Regions from separate parts of the Homo sapiens genome. Here region 1 is linked to region 2. The links are chromatin loops, found by intact Hi-C in ENCODE. Cell type or tissue: gastrocnemius medialis. All regions are shown on one strand. Each heading gives the region's core, and the rest is flanking DNA. Links, peaks and the distances in the headings are about the cores only. Region 1 overlaps C4orf54 (chromosome 4 open reading frame 54). Region 2 has its middle 67 kb from the start of C4orf54.

Evidence for each region. Peaks named below come from ENCODE experiments on the same cell type or tissue, not always from the same donor. Only the 100,000 strongest peaks of a DNase experiment are listed, where the experiment ranks them.
Region 1: it touches region 2 in a loop (2.6-fold over the local background); 4 of 110 quality-filtered maps call a loop at or near these places.

Annotation. Positions count from the first base shown.
Region 1 is chr4:99,629,366-99,639,541 of GRCh38, reverse strand. C4orf54 (chromosome 4 open reading frame 54) reads left to right here. Exons shown (of 3, transcript NM_001354435.2): 3 at 1-3,013. Among named protein-coding and RNA genes, the nearest start is that of C4orf54, 23 kb to the left of the region's middle. In gastrocnemius medialis, for the core only: no CTCF peak of the experiment used is centred there; a DNase peak (open chromatin) is centred at 5,591; H3K27ac peaks cover 8,000 bases.
Region 2 is chr4:99,719,306-99,729,481 of GRCh38, reverse strand. No RefSeq gene overlaps it. Among named protein-coding and RNA genes, the nearest start is that of C4orf54, 67 kb to the right of the region's middle. In gastrocnemius medialis, for the core only: no CTCF peak of the experiment used is centred there; a DNase peak (open chromatin) is centred at 5,781; H3K27ac peaks cover 5,180 bases.

The sequences.
Region 1 (10,176 bases), core at 1,522-9,521, 90 kb after region 2:
AAATATGAAACATAGTCTCTGTGTATAAAAAAGATGCCCTTGTGCCAAATTCAAGAAAAAGATATTTCTTTATCATAGAGGTCTTCTTACCCAGGCACATCAATCAATTCCCCCCAGAACTTAAAGTAAGTTTTATCCACTGGGGAACAAATCTTATGGCATCAGAGCTTCCTCGTTTTCAGGAGAGATTGGCTGGGTATAAGGTAACTTAATATTGACCCAAGAAAGTAGAATCCCTTTCAGAAATCTTACACTTATTTTACTGAAAGCAGCACCAAGAAACCTCCAGTATTTGAATACACCTGGTGAAACCTATATAGGATTTGGGTGGATAGTACCAAAATTGTTAAGACTGGTTTAAAGCCAAATGCGACTTTCAGGAAAAACCAGTGGCCATGTTGAGTAGTGACTGCTCACCAACTCTTCCAAAAGAGAGACAACTCCTTCTCTAGAAAATGTGGTAGAGTTGAGGGCTTGGGACCCCTAATCTATGTATCAGTGTTTCTCACCAGCAGATTTGAGTTTTAAATTCTCACACTGAGGTAAATTAGGACACAAACTAAGGAAAGAAAGAAAAAGCTTTTCATTTGTTTGTTCTATACAAGAGGCTTCACCTTTTAGGAAGTTGCCAAGGACACAGTGATGTCCAAGTGGCTAAAAACGCAACTTTTAAATAATGTTCTATTAATATCATGTCATCTATCGATAATTTTATGGTTCTCTATTTCACCAAATCATACAAAGCTGCTAGGCCATTCACTACCTCCAGTGATAGGGAAAAAATATTTTCACGGGCATGAGGTAAATCTCAATCTTGATTTTTATTGTTTTGTCATTTCTTGAGGTTGCATGAATATTTGAATGAAGTGATATACCCTTCCTTTTATAGCTCAAGGGGAATCAAACAAGAGCCTATGAAGCCTTCTGACCCATAAAACTATTACCCTAATAATGTCCCTTTAGTTACTGAACTTCCCTTTTATTTTTTATTACTATAAAACCATTAGTAAAACATTTCCTAAATAGTGCCTTGAACTTGAATCTAATCAGAATTGCAGAGTCTGGCTTTTATAATATCCTCTTAGGGTTATATGTGTGGCTTAGTTTTCCAGAAGATCCACTTTTTACTTGTTGATAAAATGGTCATATTTGAAATATGTCCCATTTCAATCATTTCTGGAAAACTGAACACATGTGTAACCGTATAAAAATTTAATTCGCCAGAATGTATGTTTTTAAAAAGTACTCAATGAAGTTGCCCTCAGGATTAAGTGAAGGCCCAGATATGTAGGTAATGACATAGCAGAGAGGCTCTCTATATGTCCATTTATCAGGGAGTAAATAAGCTAAAGCAAATCACACTTTATATCTTTATAACAAATCTCAACTATTGACATGCATTTCTAATACATCCTTATGTCACTGGAAATATCTGGTGATATAAATTCCTTTTTCTTATTTTCAAATTTGACATTATCATCCTTGCCTCTTAAAAAGATAGATTTTAATTGTTTTCATACTTCATAGAAATCAAAGTCTGTGTTTGCTACAAATTGAATGCTCACGTTACCTGAAATAATACTTTGGACTGCAGGACAGGACAGTATTGATTCCTAAGTAGATTGACTATAATCTCATGATAAGTATGTATATGTGCATGGGAAAACAACATTCAATAATAGTCTTTGTGTTTAAAACTATCATGGTATACATTTTCTTATGTGGTGCTTGAGGAGTTTCATTCTACAGTTTACAAGGTGTAGGTTTGCACCCCAAATTCTCAGGGTATGCTATTTCACCCAAATACTTGAAAGAAAAAGGTGCCCTGTATTTTATCAGTACTGTTGAGGGGGAAATTTTTTGTGTAAGTTTGTTTGATAAAACTGCTTATAAAAATCAAATTCACAAAATATGTTAGGCTTTCACATAATTTCTAAGGAGATATATGTAGAAATAAGATATATATTATCAAGAGACTGCTTATATATTCTTAACTAGCTTCTGGGTCCTAAGTAGACCTCACAGGTGCATAAAATCATTAATAAAGCATGTAGCACTTGCTAATTGGTGCCTTAAGCTTGAATCTAATCAGAATTGCAGACTCGGGTCCTCTGGGAAAAAAACATGTCCGTCTGTGGCACGTGTGAGTACTAGGCCCAGGGGAAGAGTCTGAAAATTGAATTCTTTTGTGTGTCCTGTGTCTCAGAAGAGAACTGAATGTTCAGAGCAGCGTTTGTAAGCTATTAACATTCAGTATTTCGTGTTGCAACTAGAACACATTATTAGATTTATTCCTGTTTAATTCATAATGGTGCAGAATAAAACACACACATCTGATTTGATTTCTTTTTCTTTTTTTAAGTTTCATAATTGCTTTTTATGGCTAGTGTTAATGGCAAAAAGTCCTTTCCAGGGCTCCCTGAATAATCTACCATACCTGTATCCATAGCAGGTGATGCTTTTTTTTATCCCCACTTTGAAGACGTGTGTTTCTGTATTTACACATAAATCATACTATTGTATATTAAAGACAGCAGTGGTTGAAAAGAATGTGAACACTGTAGAAGTTATGTTGGAAAAAAGGAGAGTAAATTGTGTGATTAATGGGGAAGGATATTGGATAATGTTATACCCCGGACTATGAAAAAAGCTGGTGGTAAATGGGAAGAATGTGAAATTTTAAACTGCTCTCAACGTAGGAATCTTGGTGGAAAAGTTCCTACCTGAGGTCTGATATGATTCAATTATAGAATGCAATGAGCTTGGCCAAGGGGACTTTGAATCCAGCCAAGGAAACTTTGAATCTCGACAGCTCTGAGAATCACATTTTCAGTGCATTGAATATGGAGTAAACTATTTAGACAAGGATTCTGTGAGACTAGGCTACTTACCTTTAATTGCCAGCATTTGTAAATGATTGTGCAATCTTGTGTAATGGTCTTTTATTTTGACTGTTTTGGAAAAAAAATGTTTTATTGTTTTTTTTTCCCAGTAAAAATTACTTCAAAGAAAACGTACATTGTTTGTCTTTACTTTAACTCAAAAAACAAGCTATGGATAGTTTTATTTTCTTCTACTTTAAATCCTTCATTTAATTAAAATACTCTATTAGTATTTCACATCCAGGTACTATTAATTTTCTATTGCTGTGGTAACAAATGACCACAAATTTAGTGGCTTAAGACAACACAAATTTATGATCTTACAGCTCTGGAGGTCAGAAGTCTGGTATTGATTTTTGTCTGTACCCAGAGTATTTTACTTCCTGTACCTAGAGTATTTTGGCCAACCTAAGGAGTCTGATCTGAGCTTGGCTCATTAAGTAGCATTGTGAGGAACACCTACCAAGGTGTCTGACATTCCACTGACACCAAAGAGCAACACAGACAACATGTGTCCCTGAGAGTCCACAGTGAGGCCCCAGAAAGTAATGTGGTCGTCCCTCTCAAAAACTACATATCAGAGACATACATTTTGGAAACCTACTGCACAGTGAAGATTAATGCTGTAACATGTCCCTTAAATAATCCACTAGTCAATTGAGATCACTATAAACCTTAAGATTAAGACCCCAAAACACTTGAACCCATATTGCACAAAGACAGACATCCAGGATTCCTCACATCTGTCTAGTGGTTGGGGAATATAGAGCAAGAAAGGAAATTAAGGGCAGTTTCAGATCTTATATGTCACCTCTGAGTCACCTCTGGCTTCTGGCTCTTGTTTCTAATCAATTCTCAAACTACAGTCTCCACTTTGCACCAAGTATGCGTCATTTTTCTCTGCACTGCATTACCCCACCAGCCTTCATTGCAGCACACTCACCCCATCCTGAGTATTCCAGAAACAGCGACTGTATGTGTGGCAGGATTTGGCTGAAGGTTTGCTGTAACTCGATGGAGATTAGCAGGTAGTTCATCATATGGCAGGCAGCTGCATTAGCATACACCTTAAACCTGAACCACTGGCATTCCAATTCTTAAATAGCCCCATGCCATCTCTGGCACGAGATCATTTTCTCTGGTTGTTGAGTTTATTTGTGCTCCAGACACTCTCCTAATTGCTAGAGCCCTCTACTTTCATCTTCCACTTCCTCTGCTCCCTAGATTTCTGGCTCCCCATCCTCCATGTTTCTGTAATTTCTTGTATACAGCAATTTACCTATCTAATGAATCCCTACTGATGCAGACCCACTACACTATATCCAGAAGATCTTACTTTCATAAATAAGCATGCCCATTGTTCTAGTTATGTACTACTGAGAAACAATCTACCTCAAAACTTAGTGGCTAAAAATAACAAAAATCATCTGCTTAGCTCATGAATCTGCAATTCAGGCAGGGCTCAGCATGGCAGATTTGGGTGTGATTCACATAGTATCAGTCTAGGAATGGGAGAATCCACTTCCAAGATGGCACACTCACATGACTGGCAAGTTGATGCTAGCTGTCAGCTGGAAGCTTAGCTAGGCCCAAGAGAAAAGGGTCTTGATTCCTCTTCATTTGGGCATCTTGCTGCTTGGGCTTCCTCAGAATATGATGGCTGGGTTATAACAGTAAGTATCCCCAGAGACAGGAGGCAGACAGTGCCAGTTTCTTAAGACCTATTTCAGAAACTGACAGAGTCACTTTCATCATCTCTATTTGACAGGAAATCACAGAGCCCAGATTCAATGGACAGGAACATAAATTCTACCTCTCAATGGGTGGAGTGCCAAGAACTGGGGGACATGTTTTAAAAGCACCATACTCATTAAGAGGTGTTTTTAAACGGTTTTTTTTAAAAGGAATTCTTAAGTCAGTTCTTCAATCAGTATCATCTCTGTGAAATAAGTTTAGTAATAGCACTATTATTAACAGTATATAAAACACTATAGTGTGTGTTTATGTATATAATATACACAAACACAATATATTTAACAGTATTACAATATACCATATTATATTTATGACATATGTATCATTATAATGAGAAAATTATGAGATAATATGTATCACTCCTAGCCTATAGTTAGCATTCAAGAAACATTAACTGCTATGATACACCTCCCCATTATAGAACCTCTGCTTCTGAAAACTTCAAATTCACTGTTATACAGCGTACTTAAAAATACTCAATCATTTATTGGGATTCCTTGTATGCATTATATTTACAAATATAATGCATATTCATTGAAAAAAATTTAATTACAATATTTTAAAAATTAGAAAGCAGGGGGAAAAATTTTTACTTGGAGACCCACTGCACAAATTGCCTCTAGAAAATAAATATTTATAAGTATATTTGATATTTTACATGCTATTTTGTTGTCTACTTTTTTTTGCTTCATAATATTGTACCTCTTCATTTACCAATTGTCAGGTTCTAACGAAGATCCAAGGGGAGTCGGTGGGCGAGTGCGGGGGAGCTGGAAAAACACTCAAGGAAACGTAGACAGTTTCGACATGGCTTTACTCTTTCTAGGCACGAGCGAGTCCAGGCACGAGCCATATGTACAGCGTTAGCAGGATAATTATACCTTTTACAAACAATAGTCGCTCCAAGCCTAGCATGAACTCACGTGGGTGATCACCTAATGCGCCTCATGTGGCGTGGTTACACAATGAGCAGAGTTGTGCACCTCTGCTCCAAACTCACTGAGTCATGCTGGACTGGATGTCTGCCTCGGCCTGTTTTGACCACAGCACATCCATTTTCCTTACACCAATATTCTACCTCTTTGTCTTCCAATATTCTTGGAGGAATGACTTTTAACTGCTCTATCTTTTTTCTCATATAGCTGTATTATAATATGTTTAATCAATCTCATATTTTAAAGTATTTATAGTTTGGAGCTATGAAAATGATGCTGCAATAAATATTTTTGAACATAAATCTTTGTAAGCATCTCTGATTATTTTCATGAGGTAAAGTCCTCTAATTAGAATTACTAAACAAAAGTGCATGAGCATTCTTAGAAATTTTGACACATGAGATTTTGAAATGTCTTCCTCCCTCCATCTCCCAATTCCACCATCCCCCTACACACCTAAATCACCAGTTCCTTAGAAATATTCTATGCTAATGAGAGCTGCCATGCAAACACTGCATTTAGAAACCTCATATTTTAGCACTTCACTTATTTCAAATTATCTTGAAGGTGGAAGCATGAGCAGCTCCTTGTGATTTGCAGAAATACATATTTCACTGCAGAAAGTAGTATATAAACTTTTACTTTGACATTTCCCTCACTTGCTACTTTACAGACATCAGGAAAGAGTAATGGACTAATGGTCTTATGTGGTCTTAGGATTGTCCTTGTCTTTCTTCGTTCCTGGGTCAAGTTTCTCTAGAACAGGGCTCTCAAAGTGTGGTCCCCACATCAACAGCAGGGGAAACTTAACGTGTTTTCAATGCAAACCCTCAGACCATCTTACACCTGTTAAATCAGAAATGGACAGGGAGTGGTGAGAAGCTGCAATCTGTATTTTAACAAGCCCTCCAGGTGCTTCTCATGCAAATTTGGGAACCACTGCTCTGGAACACTGTGCCCTGGCAACACAGTTTGGTCACTTCCTGGACGGCAGCAAGACTGATATTCCTGAGTAGAAAACTCTGCTCTTGACCCATTATATTAGTGTACTAGTCCCCAGTGAGATATTTTCTCTCCAATCCTCATTTTCCTCAACGATCTTTAAAAATGGAGACAATAAATGCCTGCCTCAGGGTTTTTGTGAACATTTCATAAAAACAATTCTTAAAAAATATTGTTTTCCTTCTATATTGATACAGTTAATCTAGCCTTTATTTTTTGAACATTTATCTTTTTTTTTTTCTTTTGAGGGAAGTGTCAGAGTACCAGGGCATGAGGGGAGAGTAAATTGCTTTGCTATGGAGGCTGTAACAGAAATCTGCCCACTTCAAATGGCACCTTGGACATCCTGAAGAGCAGTTTAAGTTATGGATGTCCTTAGCATCCATAGGGAACAGCTCAGGGGTCATTGAACACAGACTATACACTGCATGAAGAATACTGAGGATATATACATGGCGCTGAGTTTGAGAAGCTCACACTTTATTTAGAAAGATATTTACATAAGTAATCTTAAAGTAAAACTTCTAAAAAATAATGACATAAGGCAACAGAGAAAGGCAGTCACCTAAGTTGGTTTGGTTAATTTCCAGTTGGGTTATATATTTAATAAGCATACATGGGAAGCAAGTGTCTCCATAGCTGGCAGATTCTATGTGCAGAAAATGTAATAGGAGCTGGGCTTGGTAAGATTTGTTTCGGCAGAAGGGAAGGGGGAAGGCAAGAACACAGAAACAAACAGCTAAGGGTAAGATCTGTTTGGGACAGTGCATATTTCAGGGGCAGGAAAGGTGATATTCATGAAAAGTCATGCATAGGAGACAGGAATGAAGTGTGGAACCTGAGTGTGAGGAGAGAATTGAATTCTAGTCTTAGGAGCTCAGACTGGATCTTGCCATAGGTAGCAGACTCCTCTAGAGTTAAATCTTGCAGAATTAAATCCAGACTCTGCCTTTCGCCAGCTGTGAGACATTGGACAAGTCACTGAATCCCTCTGTTTTGATTCTTCCTAAACAAATCTAGTGTGTAATAATAGTTCCTACTTGGTAGGGTTCTTATGAGAAGGAACTGATTTAATGCCTGTAAAGGGCCTAGAGCAGTACATGGCACTTAACAAGTGTAATATAAAATGTTTGCTAAATAATAAAGGTAGAGAAAACTTTGTTTAGGCATGTTAAGTAATGTTAATTCTTGGGAATTGTCTGCTCACCTAACAAGTGCTTTGTATTTACCATAACTCCTTCAGATCTCATTAAAGAGCGAATGTCTGTTTTTTTTGTTGTTGTTGTTTTGTTTTTTTCTTTTTTTGACGGAGTCTCACTCAGGCTGGAGTGTGGAGTGCAGTGGCATGATCTTGGCTCACGGCAACCTCCACCTCCTGGGTCCAAGCGATTCTCTTGTCTCAGCCTCCTGAGTAGCTGGGATTACAGACGCCCACCACCCTGCTAGTTTTTGTATTTTGAGAAGAGACAGGGTTTCACCATTTGAGGAATATATGAGAGCATCTCTACCTTTAAGCATCTCTGTGTATCTTGGCAATTTGAAAGATTCATTGCACCCTGAAATTTTACTCCATGACTGTTTACATGGTTAATCTTCAGGCAAATTGAGTGGGAGAAGTATTTTAAAAAGATAGATATCCCCAAACCAAATAACATTGACTCATTTTCACTAACAAAGGAAATCAGTTAATTTATAACTAAAGCCTATTCTGGAAAGAGAATGTCCACACTTTTACATGTAATCCTAGAAGATTATGGCAGGAATCTTTCTATTAAAAATAGAAGGGTGAAAATAGCTTACAGATTTACATCATGTTCCAGTTAACTATGAATAAATTAAGCTTTTATGAATAGGATGGTAGCAAAGGATGACTAATGTCACTCTAGACTAACTATAATCCCAAGATAGGAGGTAAATGATTAGCTAATATACCTCCAGCAGTGGAATTTTTATCAGTCTAAATATTCATATTTTTTTCTACTCTCATCAAATAGGATTGCAATTTTTACAACAGGCTCTGTAAGACTGCAGATTATTTCTCTGCACACTCAAGCTGAAGACTAGCAGACCTGACTCTATGCTGGGGTCTTAGATGTCGTGGACAGTAATGGAAGCTGATACAAAGTTAAAGGAAAATAGCAGTTGGTTAAGTAGCAGCTGGGGTTGAGGTAAAGTACCCATGTAGCCTAATTCAAATATCACCTCCTCGATGATGTTTTCTTCATCTTTTTTCTCTTTATGCTCCATTAGGATTTTGGATATGTTTCTTTTACATTTGTATCATTGAACTAAACTATTTTTACATGTATTGCTTCCCTCACTTCACCGAGTTTCTTGAGATAAAGCAGCATATCTTGCTTTTTTTTTAGTCTAATACATTTCTTGATTCTAATAGGTGCTCCATATTGCATAAGACAAATGATTAAATAAATTAACAAGTTGTAGAGAAGGACTCATCATATAAGCTTGGCTGGATTTCCTTCATTTTCCCCTTCAAACTACTCTTGACTGTTTCTACCTGCTTTGTATATAGTTTAGATTAATAGTGCACTCTTGCCCTCTGGCTCCTGGCTGATTCAGCTAAGGGGTGCCATCAACAGAAGACAGAGAGATGAAAGAAAGTGAAAACAGAGTTTCCCTAGTTTCCACCCAGTGGAGATGGTGAGGGTGGTTGCATCCCTCTACCCAAGGCCACAGACCAACACAGTTTATATTCTATGGATGCCAATAATCACTCCCTCCATTGACTTTTTGGGATCCCTGTTGTTAGGAGCCTCAGGGAGCTACATCATCCCTTGTGGTTTTTTCTATATCCTGCCCACATCTTTATAGAGTTTTTTGAGCTCTCCTCAAATTACCCAGTTTCAGTTTCATGTAACAACCCTATTTCTTATAGGGGCCTTGACATGGAAGGAGAAACTGATGTTAAGGAAGATGAAGACTGAGAATAGGTAGAAGTTTAAACATAGATATGACATTCTGCTCAAGTCCTAAACAAGAATGACTGAGCTGGAGTGGTGTCTTCTGGTATTTTCTTTCCTCTCAAAAATCCTATCCATTTTATTTATGATGTAGAGTTCTCTTAAGATTTTCTCCAAAAACTTTCTACTAGAACTTTCTTATTTTGTGGATGAATTTTAAATTCATTCCATGCCCCCTAGTGAAAAGACTTATTCTTTTACTCTTGGTAATTATCATATTTACAGAGGACAAAAGCAAAGAAAAATGGTAAAGAAAGGATCAGTGAAATCTCAGGTCAATTTAGGTATGCAGAGAAATGGATGAAAGTCATGTTTTTACAAAATGGAGGAATAATTTTTTATAATGTGAAAGTAGTGTTTTCATGATAAATAAACAAAACTGGTAGCCATTCCAAAACTTATGATGTTCATGGATGAATGTCCAGAAAATAGATTCACTCCATTGAGTCAAAACATAAAATGTTGCTTTACTCAGAAATTGTATAAGACTGCACATGAAAAGTTAGTATTAATGAGTACTTATTAAATGCTTGTTATGCGCCAGGAACTTGCTTATTACCTTACTTCATCCTCACAACAACCTATGAGGTGCTGCTCATTTTCCCAATGTAGAAGCTGAGA
Region 2 (10,176 bases), core at 1,013-9,012:
ACATTTCAAAGGTTGTTAGGCCACCTCAATGCTTCATAAAATGCCACTATGACTCTTACTGTAAAACTTGCCTGCTTAAGTAAGGTAAGGCCTGGGATATGTGGAGTTAGCCACAGCCCCTAGCTATGCTGGAGGGCCAGCTGTTAAATGCACTTCTGTCTGGTGTGTCCTAGGCTAGGCTCCACATCTAGTACATAATTAAAATCTCAAATTTACCAAGGTTTTCACCAAAAATAGAAGTTGCTAAGACTTAACATTATAACATGTAATTAAAACTACTAAAGAAACAATTTTTCATGAAAGGTGTGAAAAGAAAGTAAAAGTATTTTTGGTGAAAGATTATAAGAAGTCGTAGGAATGTGGATTTTTTCAGCCTAGAATAAAGTGTTAAAGGATTGTTTTAAGTAAAAAAAATCTAAAGGTTTAAACAAGTTACGGAAGATTTATAAAAATTAATTGTAAGACATTCTGTGTGTGAACATATTGGCTAAAATTAAAAGGGTATTATTCAATTTTTCTGTAAATTAAACATTGGAATAGAAGCACAACAGATTTTTCTTAGAGCATTAATCTGCTGTTTCACAAAAATGTAAAGGGTTATAAAAGGTTTATAAGAATATTACCTTGTGGTTAAACATTAAAATTGATTAAATATGTCTATAAGGTTTTATTAAAAATTGGGATTAACATTAATAGCACATTAATGTAAAGGTGTAATTTGGCTTATTTGGTATAAAATCATACAGGAAGCATTATCAAATGTGAAATAGTGTTTTGCTTTCTTTGGACTATATTTGCATAAAAGTGTTATTGGTATATGTTTCAAAGTTATGGGAAACTCCTATAATTCTAATATGAATTAGTATATGTTATTAATAATTATAATTATTATGTAAAATTTTGTGTGTCACAGAAGTAACTAAATTTCCTTATCAATTGTGGTTAAACTTTTTATCATCCACAGACAATTGTTGTCTTGTTTTAATCCTCTTTAGAAGGTGGTTTATATAATCAACTATAGAACTCTTGCAGGTGTTCTTAAACACAGGTTTGCTGGCTGGGTGCAATGGCTCATGCCTGTAATCCCAGCACTTTGGGAGGCTGAGGTGGGTGGATCACCTGAGGTGGGGAGTTCAAGACCAGCCTAACCAACATGGAGAAAACCCATCTCTACCAAAAATACAAAAATTAGCTGGGCGTGGTAGCACATGCCTATAATCCCAGCTACTTGGGAGGCTGAGGCAGTAGAATCACTTGAACCTGGGAGGCAGAAGTTGTGGTGAGCCAAGATTGCGCCATTGCATTCCAGCCTGGGCAACAAGAGCAAAACTCCATCTCAAAAAAAAAAAAAAAAAGAAAGAAAGAAATGCAGGCTTTCTGATAACTTTGGAGATTGTGACATCAGAATAAAAGAAAAAACTTTCAGAACTCTCATAGAGAACTGAAATGTTCATAACCATCAAACAGAAGTTAACTACATGGCCTAAACTGAAGAAGTTTAGTCTTTTTAACTTTGCTTAAAACGTTGCTGATCCTCTGTTTTGTTTTTCAGAGTCAAGGAAACTTTTATTTTGAGCTATTTACAGCTTTTAACCATTGATTGTACTCCTATGAACAAAATTTGGAGCATATTTATTTCTCTCTACCTGATTTCTCCAGAATTTGGAAACTAGTTGTGAGTATTCTTAACTTATGGCACTATAGTTATTTGCATAGGTGCAATAAGAGGCTGTTTTCCTTTGTAACAGGACACAATTGGAGAAATTGATTATTTTGCCAAGGCCTTGACTGGAATAGTGTGTTTCCCTTTAGGGAATTTAACTTGACTTACAGAGCCACTAAAAACCCCTTGGGGAACTGGCCTCATACCTTGCCTACAGCAATCCTTGTAGAGGGTTTCTAATATATGGTAAGTAAAGAATGTAACTTTCTCACAGGTCTGGGAGCCCCAAGTTATCTCCTCAAAAGGAGAGGAATTTACCCAACTCATAGGTATTTGGCAGGGCTCAGCTTTTAAAAAGTCTTATCTGAGATTCCTTATGAAACAGAGTTCCATCAAAGATAATTAAAAAGCCTATGTGAAAAATAATTATTCTTGCTGCATTTTATACAAATAATCAGGCCAAGTATAATAAAGCAAATCAGTCGTACTATAATTTGTCTTTAGTAAAACTGGGAAACTGGAGTGAGAAATACTATGTTTCAAAAGCTATGGTACACTTGTTATTAAATTCTAGTCTTATTATTGTTTTTAAGTTTGTTTCTGCATTTAGACTGACCCTGCTTATTCCTGTAAACCAACCAGTGATCTCTGGCTGCTGCTCAGAAGAAACAAGAGGGATGGGTAATGTAAAAATCTGGATCAATATTCTAATTCTGGGCACATTACAATCAGCTAACAACTCTGTATCAGCTTAGTTCCAGCAGTTGCCCAGTTCATGAAGAGCCTTCTAATTTAATTTACCTGGAATAATGTTACTTATTTTTATTTGCTTTTGTGGAATATATTGCTGTTACACTCTTTGTGTAGGAATACGGGACAAGCTTACTGAATGTTTTCTTAAATTATACACTTATTAATCTTGCAGATGTCACCTTTTGTTGAAACTCAAGAGTTATGAATGGACCTTACCATATTGATGCTTTCTGACTGAGCTCCTCTCTACCCTGAATTCAAGAGACCCCTGATAGTTAGGCAGGAATATCATTGCCCAATTCAGCCTGAAGAAGTTATAGAAGATGGACCTTCATCCCTCCGCAACCCTTAGGATTAAGAGTTCTCTTATAAAAGGGAGGGGGGAATGTCAGAGGCATGTGAACCAGAACAACTCCATCTTAAATAGGAGCTGGGTAAAATGAGGCTGAAACCTACTGGGCTGCATTCCCAGACAGTTAAGGCATTCCAAGTCATAGTATGAGATAGGAGTTCAGCACAAAATACAGGTCATAAAGACCTTGCTGATAAAATGGGTTGCAATAAAGGAGCTGGCCAAAATCCACCAAGACCAAAGTGGTGATGAGAGTGACCTCTGGTTGTCCTCACTGCTACACTCCCTCCAGCACCAAAACAGTTTACAAATGCCATGGTAATGTCAGGAAGTTACCCTATATGGTCTAAAAAGGGAAGGCATGAATAATCCACACCTTATTTAGCATATCATCAAGAAGTAACCATAAAAATGGGCAACAAGCAGCCCTTAGGGCTGCTCTGTCTGTGGAGTAGCCATTCTTTTATCCCTTTACTTTGTTAATAAACTTGCTTGCTTTCACTTTGCACTGTGAACTCGCCCTGAATTCTTTTTGTGTGAGAGCTAAGAACCCTCTCTTGGGGTCTGGATTAGGACTCCTTTTCTGTAACAACACCACCATCCATTTGTAATCCAAGTCGGGAACCCAATACCATCATTGATCCTCTTCTTTCTCTCCCCAGTTTGTCACTGAGTCTTGAGGAGTCAACGTTTTTTTTCTTTTTAAAAGACGTTAAATGCAGAAATAGAAATCTAAATTAACCTTCCACGCAGGCACTTACTGATGAGTCTAATGTTGAATCATGGGCTAATACACAACATCCTATGCTGTATTGTCTTCCTCTCCTTCTACCTTGCCCTCCTTCCCCTTGAAATTTCTTCCTTTATCGTTTGGGAGGAAATATCCTCCTGGAGGCTCGGTAGGAGGTCCATTGTTTCCTGATACCTCACCACCTTTGTTTTTGGATATAGACTCAAAGCCAGGTAGATAGTTGTTTTCAAAGTGAAAATCAGGATGTGAGCAAAGGCATGTGTTTTTGAGTATAGACTCAAAGCCAGATAGATAGTTGTTTTCAGAATGAGAATCAGGATGTGAGGAGCAAAGGTGAGTGAGATCCTCAACTGAGGCCTATCGAATGAGAACAGGTGGTTTTACTTTGCCGGAGTTCCCTCTGGTTCCTTAAGTTCCCAAGCATGAGTCTTTGAGGATGTCTGGTACATCTTTCTGGAATGCATGAGCTAATTGGCTAGTCTGGGGATGTCTGTCATATATGTAAGAGGGTACCACAATTTATGACTCTGTGGACTATTTGGCTTTATGCACATTTAGCATATAAACTCCTATGTATAGTAAAAGACTTACTATGGCTTCATTATTCACTCCTTAAAAGATGTTTTGCTTGTGAAGTTACTCCCAACAGTGTAATAAAGACCATTCCAATGCAATTAAAATATATTTTGATTTACAAACAAATGTTTCAAAGGCAGATATCTTCTGCTGTGTCAGGTGATATATATGGGGTGGAAGAAAAGGACAAATGGGCAGTCCCTGCATTGCTGGAAGAATCATATGTATACACACATTGAAAAAGGAGAAAAAAGCTTTCTTTTAAAAACTTATTGATGCAAATCAGTTTATAGAACCAAATCCAATTTTAAATCCATAGTGTCTTCATTGTTTATAGTTTACAAATCTCTTTCTATGGTTTAATATGAACATAAATAAATGCAGTAAAGTTATTTATTTATATTTTCTTTCCCTTGATGTTTTGATCTCATGATAATATAAAATCTCAGCATGCAGAAGTTCTTTAGTGAAATGTCCTTCGAAAATTCCCAGTGTCACTTAATGACATATAAATGGTTACAATACAAGCATTGGCTTTTTCCCATAAGACACACATTTTTCCTGTTACATAGGACCACCCATGTTCTGATTTGATCCCAGCCATAAAGCAAAAGGGAACAATCTTGCAGTAGTTGGCTCAGCCATCATGCCCATCCTTGCACAAAGCCAGACTGGAAACTTCATTCCAACATGAATACTAGGTTACCTTTCTTTTCCCAGGCTATACATCTCTTTGACTAGCTTTCTTCATGTATGAACACCAAGCCTCCTGGTGGTGAGGATGATTGAGGAGCAGGGAAATAAAAGCACACTAGATAAATCTCATTTTACAAATTATGAGGAAATCTGGGCTCTAAACTCTAACACAACATAAATTAGCTTATCCTGTTGGATTTTTATATAATTTTCTAGGGCCCTATATCTCATATTTACTAGTTTTAGTGATGTTAATGCTTATGGTTGTGCATGGACAGAGCTGTCTGATGGGTTTATAGGGAGGCTAACTCTGAAACACATACCAGACTGAGACTGCCCCTGTAACAATTCCAATAGACTTTCCAGGAAAAACCTCTTTCTAACCCAGAAAAAGCCCATCCTCTATTTTTTCTTTCATTGAGCTCCATCTAATGGCAATTGCATGCTTTTCAACAAGGAGAGAAATTCATGGCTTCCAGGTAAACAGTAAACTCTCTCAAGGGTGTCAAGGGAGCTGAGTTTGGGCTTTCTCAGTAACAGTAGTTAAGCCTTGGGGTTTATCATTTTCTGCATCAGGATTTTACTGATTGGACTGATTTCAGTTCAGGGCACACAGAAAGTCAATGCAAGAGAAAGAATATGCTTTTACTTAATCATATCATAAAGCAACGTACCCCTGGTGCACAGCTCCAAGACACATTTGTCAGAGCCATCCAGCTGTTTTAAATGCCAAGTCAGATAAGGAAATAGCTGGCTTGAGACAGAAGACTTCAGGCAGCCTCTAGAACAGCCCTTTACTGCATTGTTTTATAACACTGAGGCAATGTAGAAACGTGCAGAAAAATGCACACAGCAGTGGGTGTGCATTTCAAGATGAAAACAGTGAGAGCAAAGATCCATGACTCATTGGTCACTATACTGCTCATAGGAGTGGAGAGACCTGCAGTAACTGTTCCAAGGCTGTCATTCAGTAGCTGCTGAATGCACGCTCTGCTGAGTCACTGGCCTTGGCAAATCGTGTTGGCTGGGGCATGGTAGGCAGGTGATAGAGAAAAAAAAGCTGCTCTTTAAACTTAGCTGCTCTTTAAACTAAGTTAGTTCATTTTATAAGACACACTTTTAATTTTAGTACATCTCTTCTACTTCTTATGTTTGAGCCATTCAAACAATATTATAAATATTTTTACTTATAAATGTCTTGAATAATTACAAATAATCAGTCTCCAGGGAGAAGGAGACTGGCTTTTTCTTCTCTCCCACCAAATATGTAGATACATGCATACACACATATGCACACATACACACACAGATGTATACACACACACACTTACAACTGCCTGCCTAGGGAGAATTTGTGTTTTTTCCTCATAAATGCTGGTTTGGAGAAATTAAAGAATCCAATACTAGATATGGAATAGTACAGAAAAAATGAGCAAGACCCATCGAAGGCACCCCTGTCCCACATCTGTGACTAAAGGCCTCGGTTGTATACAGCGCTGTCCTTGCATTCAGCGTGAACTCAGGCTACCATTCGAGGTGGGCTCCTCTGGGAAGCATTGCCAGCTCCCACCTCAGGCCTTTACACCAACTTGCCTAATTGGAAAGATTTTCTATCCTCTGAGTGAGCCAATAAGTATTTCCGCTGAAAGGCTGTGAAAGGTGGGAATGATACATCCGGAAGCAGCTGTTTGAGTTCCAAAACACCCATCAGGCCAGCTGGAGTTCCCTTTATTGTCTGTTTGTTATTGAGATAAAGTTGCTCCTTATAGAAGAAGCCGGCTTCTCAAGGGCATTGCATTTCAAGTGTCTTACTATATTTACCCATGTCCAGTAGGAGTGACTTTGCTCTTCCAGTCAAAGGTGAATGATGATCACAATGCCTTGAACATAAAACATGACCTAAGGGCTGGGATGACAGTAAAAGAGAGGCCAAAAACGCAGTCATATATCTCCTTTCAATTTCAATTAATTTAGGATCATCCACCCAGCTCCCCAAACCAGATACTTCTTTAATATCTCTGCTACTGTTTTGTTTTTTGGCCATAATTTTTGTTAACAAGGAAATTCTTGTCCTGGGCAGCCTTCTCCTAGAGGGCAGTAGAATAGCAATTTCTGTAAGGAAATAAGGATTTAAAGAGAGAGAAAAAGTCTCTGTGTCCTTCTATACTGAACTTGTTGCCTCCCTTCGAAGTGCCAGATTGTTGCTCAGGAGGACTTTTGTAGCATCACAGGAATTGCTCCTTCACTTATAACCTTATTTCTTTACCCCTCCACAGAATGCAAGCTCCAAAAGGATTCATTAGCATGCAAACTCCCTTATAACCAACACCCACACTGTGTCTCAGACCTAAAGGTAATAATGCAGGCCCATAATCCTCTTCCTTCCCTGAGACAGGGGAAGGTGTATTTCCTCAATTCTTCTCATTCATCCACCCACTGGGAAGATTTCAGGTTGGCCTAGAAATAAAAAGCTCAGGATATGACGCAACAACATTTAAGCCCTGCCATTCTTCTGACTGCCACAATTCAACAGTTCTTAGGATTGCCTGTGCCAACTTATCAGATATTCATTCAGCCTCAAATAACAGAGCTGTCCCAAGAATGGCTTACATTCATGAGGGTTATTTCCCAGAAACTTGCAGTTTATTTTATTGTCTGCAATGGTATCACCCCTCCAACTCTGAGAGAGTCTAGGGAGTTGAGATTTTTAGTCAGGTACATTGTTACTTTGAAAAATATGAATAAGGAAGCTGGGGGAAGAGGAATGAATTTTGGGTAACAAAATAGTAACTCATGACTGCTACAATTCCAGCATTTGTTGTGCTTGGCAAATAGTAAGTTACACATATGTATTAAATGAGGCCCTAAGATGGTAAGACAAAGCATGATCAAAGTCAGAGCACTTATCCTGAAATGATTAGCCCTTTTGGGATGTTACATGTGACTAAGAAAGCATGCCCAAGAAAGTTTCATGGGCATAGACATAAGCATAAAAAGCAAATAACTGATTCAGTTCTACTTCATCCTTGCCTCACTCTATGAAACAGAGAGAGAGGAAACTCAGAATAGGTCTTTAATGTGATTCTAGTCATTCTTATAGTAGTATTATAGCTCTCAAAGTTACAAGGACCTTGACACTAGCTCTTTCCTCAATTATGTGTATGAATTCCAAGGGCAACGGTCCTCACCACATTTCAGATCTGATATCATGTCTATAATTTCATAGAAAGCATCTCAAAAAAGGTACATGACTCATTATTATTGTCTTGGGAGAGACTTCATTATTTAGCACCTTAATCACAGATGAATTTTCATATAACAGAGGTGTCCGATGATGTCTTTGACTTCAATGAAACCTTGACAATTCACTTCAACAAGGTTTATGATGCATCAACTGTATTCCAAAGACTGTGCTTGTTCCTGAGAATACAGAGAGGAATTATACACTGCTTCTCTCCTCAAGCAGTTTATAATTCAGTGGTGAGAGATTGCTGATACGGTGAGTGTTATGACAGTGGACAAGCATGATGCTGTAAGATGATGATGGAACTAAACTCATTTGGAAAATATTCTCTAGGGTTGTTAGAAAGATCTGAGATGGGCCTTGGGGTAGAGTAGGACTTTATCAAGTAGAAGGAGGTGGTTGAAAATTGTATCCTTTTGCATTTAATTTATTAAAATAATTACATTAGCACTAGGTAAGAAAGAAATGCTGAGTATGAAAGAAGTCTGTGTTTGGGAGAGTAAAAGTTTGAATCTGAATTAAAACCATACCTTTAAAGATGGTTACTAAACCTGTTGAAGATATAGTCATTAGGCACATCACTGCCACAATCCTAAGAAATGTGAAAAATATTTTGCAGACTGATGAAACTTTCCAAAGACTAAAGATATAAACTCTCTTTTCCCTTGACCTTTGATGGAGAAAGTTGAGAGTCACAGGCAACCTTCCCATAAATTTGTAATTGTGAGTTGGGAAGTGCCATTCGGTCCCTTGGAGAGCAAAACCTTTCCCAAACTAAGGATTCTCAGATTACAGTCTGCTTAAATGATTTCAAAATACTTAAAAGGATATTTAAAAATTAAGTCAAGGATCTAGCAATTTTCTTCATAATGCAAAATGCCCAGATGTTTATAGAATTTACATTTGCAAAGTTGGAAAGTAGGTAAAAAGCAATGTGACCAAAATCTTCAGACTGAAGCTTTGCCCCTGCTAGGAGAGAACAGCTGCTTCTGTGACAGTCTAAGAAAGAATTCATGCCCCCTCCAACCTCCACTCTAATCTCCTTTCCCTGACTAACATCAGGGGAGCAGAGATAATCTAGCTCAGAAGTCACATGGAGGTAGATGTTACAGGAGACCAAATATCCAAACTGTAGTCAATCAAAGCACATGATATGGTTGTAGATGACTGACCCAATTGGAGCTTAAAATGATAGTACAGAAGAGATGCCTTGGCACTCTGTGTAGAATAGTTAGATATTTTATCCCCTCCCAGATACTCTGTGTTGCTGTTTGTTTTTTAAACCCCAGTCAGCTTGGATGTTTCAAGTTGTGTTTTTTTCATTTTTCAAAGCTCTGATGTGTGTTCCACATAGAGGTATCCAAATTTAGCACATCTTTGGCTTGAGAGAATGTGCTTACTCTTTTATAGCGTATTTACTGTCGTGTTACTTTAATTTAGTTGTGGGTTGCAACCGAGCATGGCACAACTGCCTGTTTCATTGTGTGTGTGTGTGTGTGTGTGTGTGTGTTTTCTCTTGCACTGCTTTTTGCCTCTTCACGGAAAATTTATACACAAGCTAGGCTGATGATTAGTTCCCTAGTGAGAGTAGCTCACACTCTCCTCTGGGAATGTAGGAAATGGAGCAACCTCAGTGTCTCTCAAAACCAGTTAAGCATTTATACATAACCTGTGCCCAAATCTTATCAGACAATTAAGACGAAAGGACATTTCAATATAATGAAATGAAATTGCAACTTTGACTTTTGAACTGGAATCACTGAAATGTCCTACTCTCCCTTAACTTGGTCAAAAACTAATCTATTATAGGTATGACAGATTAAGGACAACAGCCTCCCTTGGTCCTTTCCAGCCATTCCCTTGGAGAAGGTCCTTTCCTGTGTGACCATTAATGAGCTGGAGCTCCTTAGCACCTAAATATTCCTAACTGTACCCAGGGGCCAGAGCACATGCAAGGAAGCTGAGGGTGACAGATGGGGAAGCAGAAAGAAATCCTTCTTGGCAACAATCATTTCTTCTAAGAGGCATTTTTCTTGTTTGGCTGGCTCAAAGAGCATTCTATTTTTTTTTTCATGGAGGGTATAGACAGCTTTCTGCAACACCTATTTTCTTGTTTATTGAAATTAGGAATCAGGTGTATA